3 separate regions of the Homo sapiens genome follow, and all the other regions are linked to region 3. The links are chromatin contacts, found by Hi-C or POLR2A ChIA-PET in ENCODE. All regions are on one chromosome and are shown on one strand. The core of a region is the stretch at or near the end of the contact, and the rest is flanking DNA. Distances in the headings are between cores, read along the strand shown.

Evidence for each region. Hi-C counts contacts between places; a loop is a spot of excess contacts on that map. ChIA-PET counts read pairs that join two places held with the same protein, here RNA polymerase II (POLR2A). Pooled maps may share reads with other maps.
Region 1: a loop to region 3 is called in a map of cardiac septum, with 5 times the contacts of the local background. The contact joins the enhancer-like site here to the promoter of ACKR3 in region 3. A Hi-C loop is called at or near these places in 1 of 168 maps with a recorded cell type or tissue (cardiac septum) and 1 of 50 pooled maps.
Region 2: a loop to region 3 is called in a map of endothelial cell of umbilical vein, with 5 times the contacts of the local background. The contact joins the promoter of GBX2-AS1 here to the promoter of ACKR3 in region 3. A Hi-C loop is called at or near these places in 2 of 168 maps with a recorded cell type or tissue (chondrocyte and endothelial cell of umbilical vein) and 5 of 50 pooled maps. POLR2A ChIA-PET finds 5 or more read pairs at or near these places in 1 of 52 experiments (A549).

Annotation. Positions count from the first base shown.
Region 1 is chr2:236,239,114-236,241,813 of GRCh38, reverse strand. It overlaps ASB18 (ankyrin repeat and SOCS box containing 18), which reads left to right. Exons shown (of 6, transcript NM_212556.4): 2 at 412-534. Among named protein-coding and RNA genes, the nearest start is that of ASB18, 24 kb to the left of the region's middle. RefSeq lists an enhancer at 2,677-2,700. Within about 2 kb of position 1,378, at least 6 of the 41 ENCODE cell types and tissues checked have a DNase peak (open chromatin) inside an H3K27ac peak, as active enhancers do.
Region 2 is chr2:236,166,050-236,168,749 of GRCh38, reverse strand. GBX2-AS1 (GBX2 and ASB18 antisense RNA 1) reads right to left here and starts at 1,308. Exons shown (of 2, transcript NR_186035.1): 1 at 1,081-1,308. It overlaps GBX2 (gastrulation brain homeobox 2), which reads left to right and starts at 364. Exons shown (of 2, transcript NM_001485.4): 1 at 364-1,301; 2 at 2,313-2,700. The coding sequence starts at 779. RefSeq lists an enhancer at 1,233-2,185.
Region 3 is chr2:236,568,413-236,571,112 of GRCh38, reverse strand. ACKR3 (atypical chemokine receptor 3) reads right to left here and starts at 1,288. Exons shown (of 2, transcript NM_020311.3): 1 at 1,189-1,288. RefSeq lists an enhancer at 2,052-2,700.

The DNA.
Region 1 (2,700 bases), core at 129-2,628, 330 kb after region 3:
TCTGCCCTCGGTGCATGGAGAGCTGCTTTGGAGCTATCCAGATGTGTCTGTCTCCAGAGTTAGCATCTGTATCATCACAAAGAGGGTGGCTGAGTACTGCGGCATCCCAGTGCTCACATGCCCCTGGTCATATCAAGTAACCATTATCACATCGGAGCCCACAGGAGTTATAAATATACCACCATCGAGCCCCAACTGGATGACAATTGAGTAATGACAATAGAAATAGCTCACACTCCATAAGACCATCTTTCCCGTTCCTGAAGAACTCTTCTGAAATCGACGGCATCTCAATGGAGAGACAGCCAGGGCCAGTGAGAGGAAAACTTCAAATATTTCAAAAGACAGAGAAGGATCCTCAAGCTAGAGCAGGGTCCCCGGTGCAGGAGTACCACACTGCCCTGGTCGCAGGGGACCTCGACCATCTGAAGCCCCTCATGGACCAGTTCTTCCAGGATGCCAACGTGGTGTTTGAGATCAATAAGGATGAGATGGAATGGCAGGTGAAATCTCCAGCCACGTTTGGACTATCAGGTACCCTTGTTCTTTAAAGCTCAGTCATTTATTTTTAAGGGGCTACTAATACTCTCTGGGAGTGTAAGGCTCCCGTGTGTAGACTGGGCACAGTGGCACTGGGTTTAACGTACACAAGAAAAGGACATCTGATGAAGTTTGCTCGCAGTAAAGTGTAGGTTTTAGGTGATGGCCTATAAGAGATCCAGTTGGAAAGGCAAAGCAGCGATTGGTGGGAATGCCTATCCGATGACGCTGGGTGTGCCTCTTGTCTTTACAAAGGAGCATTGGTTTAGGTGTGGAGCTGCCCGTGCCTGCATCTGGCAGCCAGGGAGGTGGGTGCTGAAGAAGGAAAGTCTCTCCTTCAGTTGCGCCCGGAGCAGCCTCTGGCACACAGCTCTGTGTGAGGTCCTTTATGAATCTGCAAATGCCACAGCTACAGCAGGGGCACAGCCAGCATCAGTAGAGGCAGGACCCCAGGACTCTCTGTAGATCCTCCTCCTGGAATCTGGGGAATCCCAAGAATGGGGAAGGAAAAAGGAAGAAACCAGAGGTCCTGACTTCATACGTGTCTGCAGGTGCTCTTGCTGCCTGAACATGGTCACTGTGCGCTGGGCGGACAAGCAGACCTCCCAAGTGGAAAGAGGTCCCCTCCTCCCCCTGCCCACTCAAGATGTGCAGACACTTGCTGACCACCATGCTGCATCTGGGGCTTTCTCGGATGGCACCCTGCTTTGGGCACCCCACCCGCCACCAGCTCAGATGCAACATATTTACCAAGAAGTTTCACATGCGTTGGAATCTACAGCAGCTCTGCCAGACCATGGGATTTGAGAATCTGAGGTCAGTGGCCGGCGGCCAGTGTCCCATGTCCCTGACTCTTAAGCTCTGGCAGGCAAAGAATGCGGAAGGTTGGCTTCCAAAGAACTGACACAGTTCTGTTTATACCTCACACGGGGAGAAGAGAATAAACTCAAAACACTGTCAGAGGGCCGAGCAGCTCCTGCCAACCAGTGAGGCGGTGGGGGCTGCAGGAAAGGCAAATGGCAGTTCCTGTTGGGGCTGCATGTCGCAGCCGACCCCTTCTGGGCCTCCTCTCCCTCACCTATCCCAGACCAAAAATACCAACGGCAGCCCTGGACATACACACACACAAATGTCACAATTTCAAATAGATAGTCATGTTCACCCATCATTTGCACATTCTGTATCCAAAATCAGTTTCCTCCTTCCCTCCCGAATCTTCCCACCCCTAAGTTCTGCTGCTGTCCTGTGGTACACCTGGACGACAGGATACTGGAGCACGCCCACAGCAAAGGGATGTGGGCTGGTACTGAGGAAACGGCAGCCCGGACAGTGAGTAGTGGCCCAAGGCCTCCACACAGGCTGGGAAGAGAGGGAGGCAAGCTCAGGCTGCCTGGATTCCAGCCTCCTCCGGCACAGACACCTGACTGCCCTGCAGCAGATCCAGCAGCAGAAACGACCAGACCCTGTTTGAAAGCAGTGGCCCCATGTGCTCTCCCATGAAAAGACTTCCCGGTGGCCAATTCCAGCTCCCCTGGTGGGGAAGGGATTGATCTGAGTACAGGGAGCAGGTCCCCAGTGGCCACCACCTCGGTGCCCCTCCGTGATAGAATGCTGGCCCATCCAGCCCACAGTCATAGAGAGCACTGACATGGGGGAGCTGATGCTTAGAGGGACACACCACATGCAGAGAAGCCTTAATTCATGTCCCTCCTGGTGGCAGAACTGGGACCAGAGGGCGGGAGTTACAGAAAGCTGATTCCGGCTTCCTGAGCCTTAATTCACGTCCCTCCTGGTGGCAGAACTGGGACCAGAGGGCGGGAGTTACAGAAAGCTGATTCAGACTTCCTGACTGCATCGCCAAGGACCTGGAGACGGTGCTGGCCCACACTGTGGCTGAGCTAGATCCCCACCTATGGCTTCTCCCCATCAGTCCCTGAGAAGACTCAGGAATCCAGGGTGGGTTTACTGAGCGCTAGGGTAGGGTGGGGCTGGGTTGGGGATTTAGCATTTCCCAGAGAAGGCAGTAAGTAGTTTTCATCTCTCAGAAAAACAAATCGAATCAAAAAACCAAGAGCTGGCACCTGCAGGAATGTAGGTTATTGTTATCACGGGGATAACAATGTAGATAGACTACATCCATCACCCCCTCCAGATCCGACC
Region 2 (2,700 bases), core at 59-2,558, 400 kb after region 3:
CAAATACAGTAAAAGAAATAAAGCGCCCCCGGCCCAGCCGTGGGGGTGCGGGCCCCGGAGGCTACCCTTCGAGGTGGCCTCGACAAGGCTGCAGGGCCCCAAGGTCCGAGCCTTGGAGGTGCCATCCGCCCGTCTCAAGTTTGCGCGGCACGGGCTAGGCATGCAGGCTCCGGCTCCCCGGCCCGCGCGCTCCGACGGTGGCGCCCGCAGCCCGCTCGAGGCCAGCTTGGGTGGAAAGGGCGGGGCCCCGCTTTCGCCCCACCCCCGCCCCGCTCAGCCAATGGCCAGAGGCGCCCAGCCCCACGTGAGGCGAGCCGGGCCAGGCGGCAGGCAAAATGTGAATGAGAAAGAGGAGCGCGATTTAAAGGTGCTGGCTGCGCCCGCCGGAGATAAGTACGCCGGCTTCGCGCGCTCCCCAGCGGCCCGCGGGAGGCGACGGACGGCGGGACGGACGGACGGACGGCAGCTTACCGGGGCCGAGGGCCAAACCCGCGAAGCGCGCGGGCTCCGACGGGCAAGCGGCGGACGGGGGCTCCGGCGAGCCCTCGGGGCCCGGGCGCCCTCTCCACTCCGGGGCGCACGGCCTCACCCCGCACACCCCCTGCACCCGCCCGGCATGCAGCGGGCCCAGGACTGAGGGGCGGAGGCGTCTGCTCTCCGGGTCCCGCTCGGCCCCTGCCCGGCGCTCCCGGCGGTGCTCCCGGCGTCCGGCGGGCTTCCCGGCGGCGGCGCGGCGCGGGGACTTTTCGCCTCTCGCTGGCCTCTACCGAGCGCGTCTATGAGCGCAGCGTTCCCGCCGTCGCTGATGATGATGCAGCGCCCGCTGGGGAGTAGCACCGCCTTCAGCATAGACTCGCTGATCGGCAGCCCGCCGCAGCCCAGCCCCGGCCATTTCGTCTACACCGGCTACCCCATGTTCATGCCCTACCGGCCGGTAGTGCTGCCGCCGCCGCCGCCGCCGCCGCCCGCGCTGCCCCAGGCCGCGCTGCAGCCAGCGCTGCCGCCCGCACACCCTCACCACCAGATCCCCAGCCTGCCCACAGGCTTCTGCTCCAGCCTGGCGCAGGGCATGGCGCTCACCTCTACGCTCATGGCCACGCTCCCCGGCGGCTTCTCCGCGTCGCCCCAGCACCAGGAGGCGGCAGCGGCCCGCAAGTTCGCGCCGCAGCCGCTGCCCGGCGGCGGTAACTTCGACAAGGCGGAGGCGCTGCAGGCTGACGCGGAGGACGGCAAAGGCTTCCTGGCCAAAGAGGGCTCGCTGCTCGCCTTCTCCGCGGCCGAGACGGTGCAGGCTTCGCTCGGTGAGTCGGCGGCGCGCGCAGCCGGGACGAGGGGGCGGGAGGAGGCGGGGGCGGGCCAGCGCCGGGTTCCCGCGGGAGACCAAGGGGGCGAGGCCGCGCCCCCGCTCGACCCCCGCGGGAGGAGCTGGAGGATGAGGCCCGGCTGTGCCGCTGGGCCTCCGGGGGACATTCAGAGCCACCCAACAAGCGGGGTCTCGGGAGGGGGGGCGTTTAGCGCCCGGCGACCAGCTGCTGCCCTGGGCCACATATCTATCTGACGATGCGTTTGGCCGAGGCCGCCTCTGCCGCTCCGCGGTGACCTGGGGTTCCGGGTAGGTTGCAGCCTCTAGGGGAGACGGGTTGGGCTGCGCGTCTCAGCCGTGCGTGTGCCCAGGGGCGCCCAGACTTTTTAAACCCCTTCGCTGGTCTTGCTACTTGTCTGGGAGAAACGGACTGCTGGGAGGCTGTGCCTGTGTGTTTGTGTTGGGGGTGTCTGGTGGGAACTTATAAGGCCACAAAACATCCCTTTGACCAACGTTGTCTGTCTCAAAAAAGATGGTCTGGGATCTGCACGTCCCTACGCCTCCACTCCGGTTAGGAAGCAATTGAGGTTCACTACATTTTCATGGTGGCGGTGGGGGGAGGATGAATCGTGAATCCCCCCATCAGTCCTCAACCAGTCCCCACCCCAGGGACAAAGCGGGCAATCTCTTGGGCCTCGCGCCTCCTGCTACTTCTCCTGACGCTGCCGAGGCTGGGAGGGTGCGGGGGAGGCATGGCGGCCCTTTGAGTGATGGTTCTGGGCAAAGGGCCGTCGCCTGTACTGCCTCCTCTCCTTTGAGCTTTCTCACGCTCCCCCCACCCCTCCTCTACCCCTCAAAGGCCAGGAAATCACAATGTGTTAATGTCATAGAAAGACAATCCGCTAAAGGGTGGGGGGCGGGGGGCGCGGAATGTCCAAATGACGGTGGGAAGGAGAAAGGAAGGCCAGTGTGCGAAATGTAATAAAATGCCGTTTGGTTTTGCTTTCAGTCGGGGCTGTCCGAGGGCAAGGGAAAGACGAGTCAAAGGTGGAAGACGACCCGAAGGGCAAGGAGGAGAGCTTCTCGCTGGAGAGCGATGTGGACTACAGCTCGGATGACAATCTGACTGGCCAGGCAGCTCACAAGGAGGAAGACCCGGGCCACGCGCTGGAGGAGACCCCGCCGAGCAGCGGCGCCGCGGGCAGCACCACGTCTACGGGCAAGAACCGGCGGCGGCGGACTGCCTTCACCAGCGAGCAGCTGCTGGAGCTAGAGAAGGAGTTCCACTGCAAAAAGTACCTCTCCTTGACCGAGCGCTCGCAGATCGCCCACGCCCTCAAACTCAGCGAGGTGCAGGTGAAAATCTGGTTCCAGAACCGACGGGCCAAGTGGAAACG
Region 3 (2,700 bases), core at 39-2,538:
AGCAGCCTCCACTTTCTTTGCTAGGCGTGCCTAGCTGATGTCCACATTTTTCCTGGAATAAATAAAGGGACACTAAAAGCAGCATCTGCCTTTAAAAAAGAAAAGAACAAAGTTACCATGTTGAGACTTTGCAGACTGAAGTTTCAGGGGATGTCACTGCACCAAATACATTCAAAGGGCTGTAAACCATTTAAGGAGGCTCTCTCCCACTTTTGAAACACTAAGTAATCCTGTTGTGAGCAAAAGGAAAGAAAGAAAGAAAGAAAGAGGAAGAGAGAAAGAGAGACAGCCAGTCTGACTTTTACAACTTCTCATTCTCCCTGGAAGTTACAAGTCTTGGCTAACCACCCATCCCTGACCTCACTCCAAAGTTCTCTCAGTCACTCCTTGAATCTTTGCACATGCCAACAAAATTGAACAAAATCCACATTTTACCTGAAGAGTATATTTAAATTGCAAAATAGTAGATTTGTGTGTGTGCTTCCCCCAACCCCAATTGAAGTTGGACTTAACACCTTCTAAGAGAACAATACTCAAATTAGATTAGCAAGCGTGCCATCAAGAGAAGAGAAGACCGGGCTGTGTTTAACATTCACGTTTATAGCTTCCGGACTTACAGACTCTGGTAAATCCCCCAAAGTACTGAATTCAAATACATCTTGGACTCACAAAGATTCTCAGCAGTTTTCTGCTCCATTTAAGGATGCCTCTTAATAAAGTGTTCATCATTCTGGAATTACGTATTTACTGCCAATTTTATCTGTTTCCAAACTGATATACTAGAAGCAAAACAGGTAAACAGTGGGTGCCAAGCTAATCCCCATGCCAAATTGGTCAGGCAGAATGGATAGTCTGTGTTCTTGCAAAGTTCCCCTGCTTACTGGAGCTTAAATAGCCACACAGCAAATAAACACCAGATTCCTAAATACACATGGAAATTTCCTTCTGCAAGTGACTTAAGAAAACTGCCCTTTGCTTTCTGAAGAGAAAGGTGAAGCCCTCCGAATTAGCAAAAGCACTTTGCAATGCAGCTGCGTGCAGCCTGGGTTTTCAGAAACCAGACCCGCAGACTCAAAAGCACCCATCTGAGCGATTTTAAAGAAGGCCTTTGAAAAGACCACTTGGCTTAAGAGCAGAAGCCGTGCCTTCTTTCCGAGCAGAGCTGCTGCCCGAGCACCGTTTCCTTACCTCCGGGCTGGCTGGGCTGGCTGGGCTGGCTGGGCTCGCTCGCCTTCCTGGCTGTGCTGTGCGCTGGCTCCCTTAGTGCTGAGCACTTTGCAACAACTGTGAGCTCTGCTGGCTGCAGACTTGCATTATATACACTGCAGAAAGGAGCCTCTAGCCTCTAGATGGCAGCTTTGTAACCCACATCTCTCTCTCCCCCGTGCCACCCCCATCCCACAGGCAGACACACACACACACACACCCCCCTCTTGTAAACCTCACTAGTCTGTTGTTTCCTGCACAAGTGTACTCTTGGGAAACCCCAGCCTTCTTTCATTTGCAAAATCTGGTGAAGCCACAAAGTCCAAACCCCACGGGGGGAAAACGTCAGCCAAAGACAAACTGCAAAGAAACCCTAGTGCTTGGCAAAATCATCAAATATTTATCTGGTCTCAGGTATATCTTGAATAATCCCATTAACACCAAGAGCTCCTGTGAATGCCTCTTCGCTCTAGGGAGGACTTTGTTCCCAAGACAAATTACTCTGAACTTCTGAACTTCGATGTTGATTTACTAAGCCTGGGTTTTCCTTGTTAATTCCTCCAAAACAGAAGTAACAGTTTTGGTATGACCAATGAATCGATGCCACACCGTATATCCCCAAAGTGGAGAAAAGAGTCTTTATAATAGATTATACTTGAATACTTTTATTTGTAAAGGACTTTAAGTACAAAATCCTTGAGACTCTAATCAAGATAGTATTCTACAGTGTCTGCCCAGTGCCAGACACGCATTAGGAAGATAATAAATGCCTTTTGATAATGTCTTTTTCTGAGATGAGTCTGGCAAACACTTTACTACAATTATTGCAATCTACATTCTTATTTGGATGCGTATTGCTAAAGTTCCCCCCACGGAGGAATTCAACCTAAAAATGTGATCCAGGTGATACTCATCTCCAATGCCCCATTTACAAAAATCGTCCATAAGATAGGGACCCAAAGGCCACCCGCCAGCCCATCCCATGTGCAATGCTCTGGCTTTCGTATTGCTTTCTGATCTCCTGGAGTTCTTAAAGAGCGGCTCAAGTGGAGTGTATGAAGGCACCAGCTGTATTCACGCCTTCTCCAGAGCTAAAACTTTTCGAGATTCTTTTTATACTTCTACTAAAAATAACAGCAGACGCTCGGTCCCAGCGCTGAATCTGGGGGACTGGGAGGTCAAAGTCTCACGTGGCTAGAAAGTCTCCGTGTGGAGAAAGCCCTTAACGAAAGAAATATTTTGTTTAGCTAAAAGCTTCACATTTTTCTCCTGAACTGGCTGCCCAGCGGGAGGCGAGGTGCACACCTGCTCTCCGGGGGCCTCCGGAGGGGTCGCCCTGGGGCCGGCCTTTCCCAGCCCGAGCGCAGCGTCCCGCCACCGCCTCTGCAGGGCGGCGCAATCACTCTTCGTGTCACATCGGCACCAAGGACATCTCCAGGCTCCCCAGAGACGCTGGAAAGGAAAACTGCCAGCGGCTGCGTCTACCCACACCCA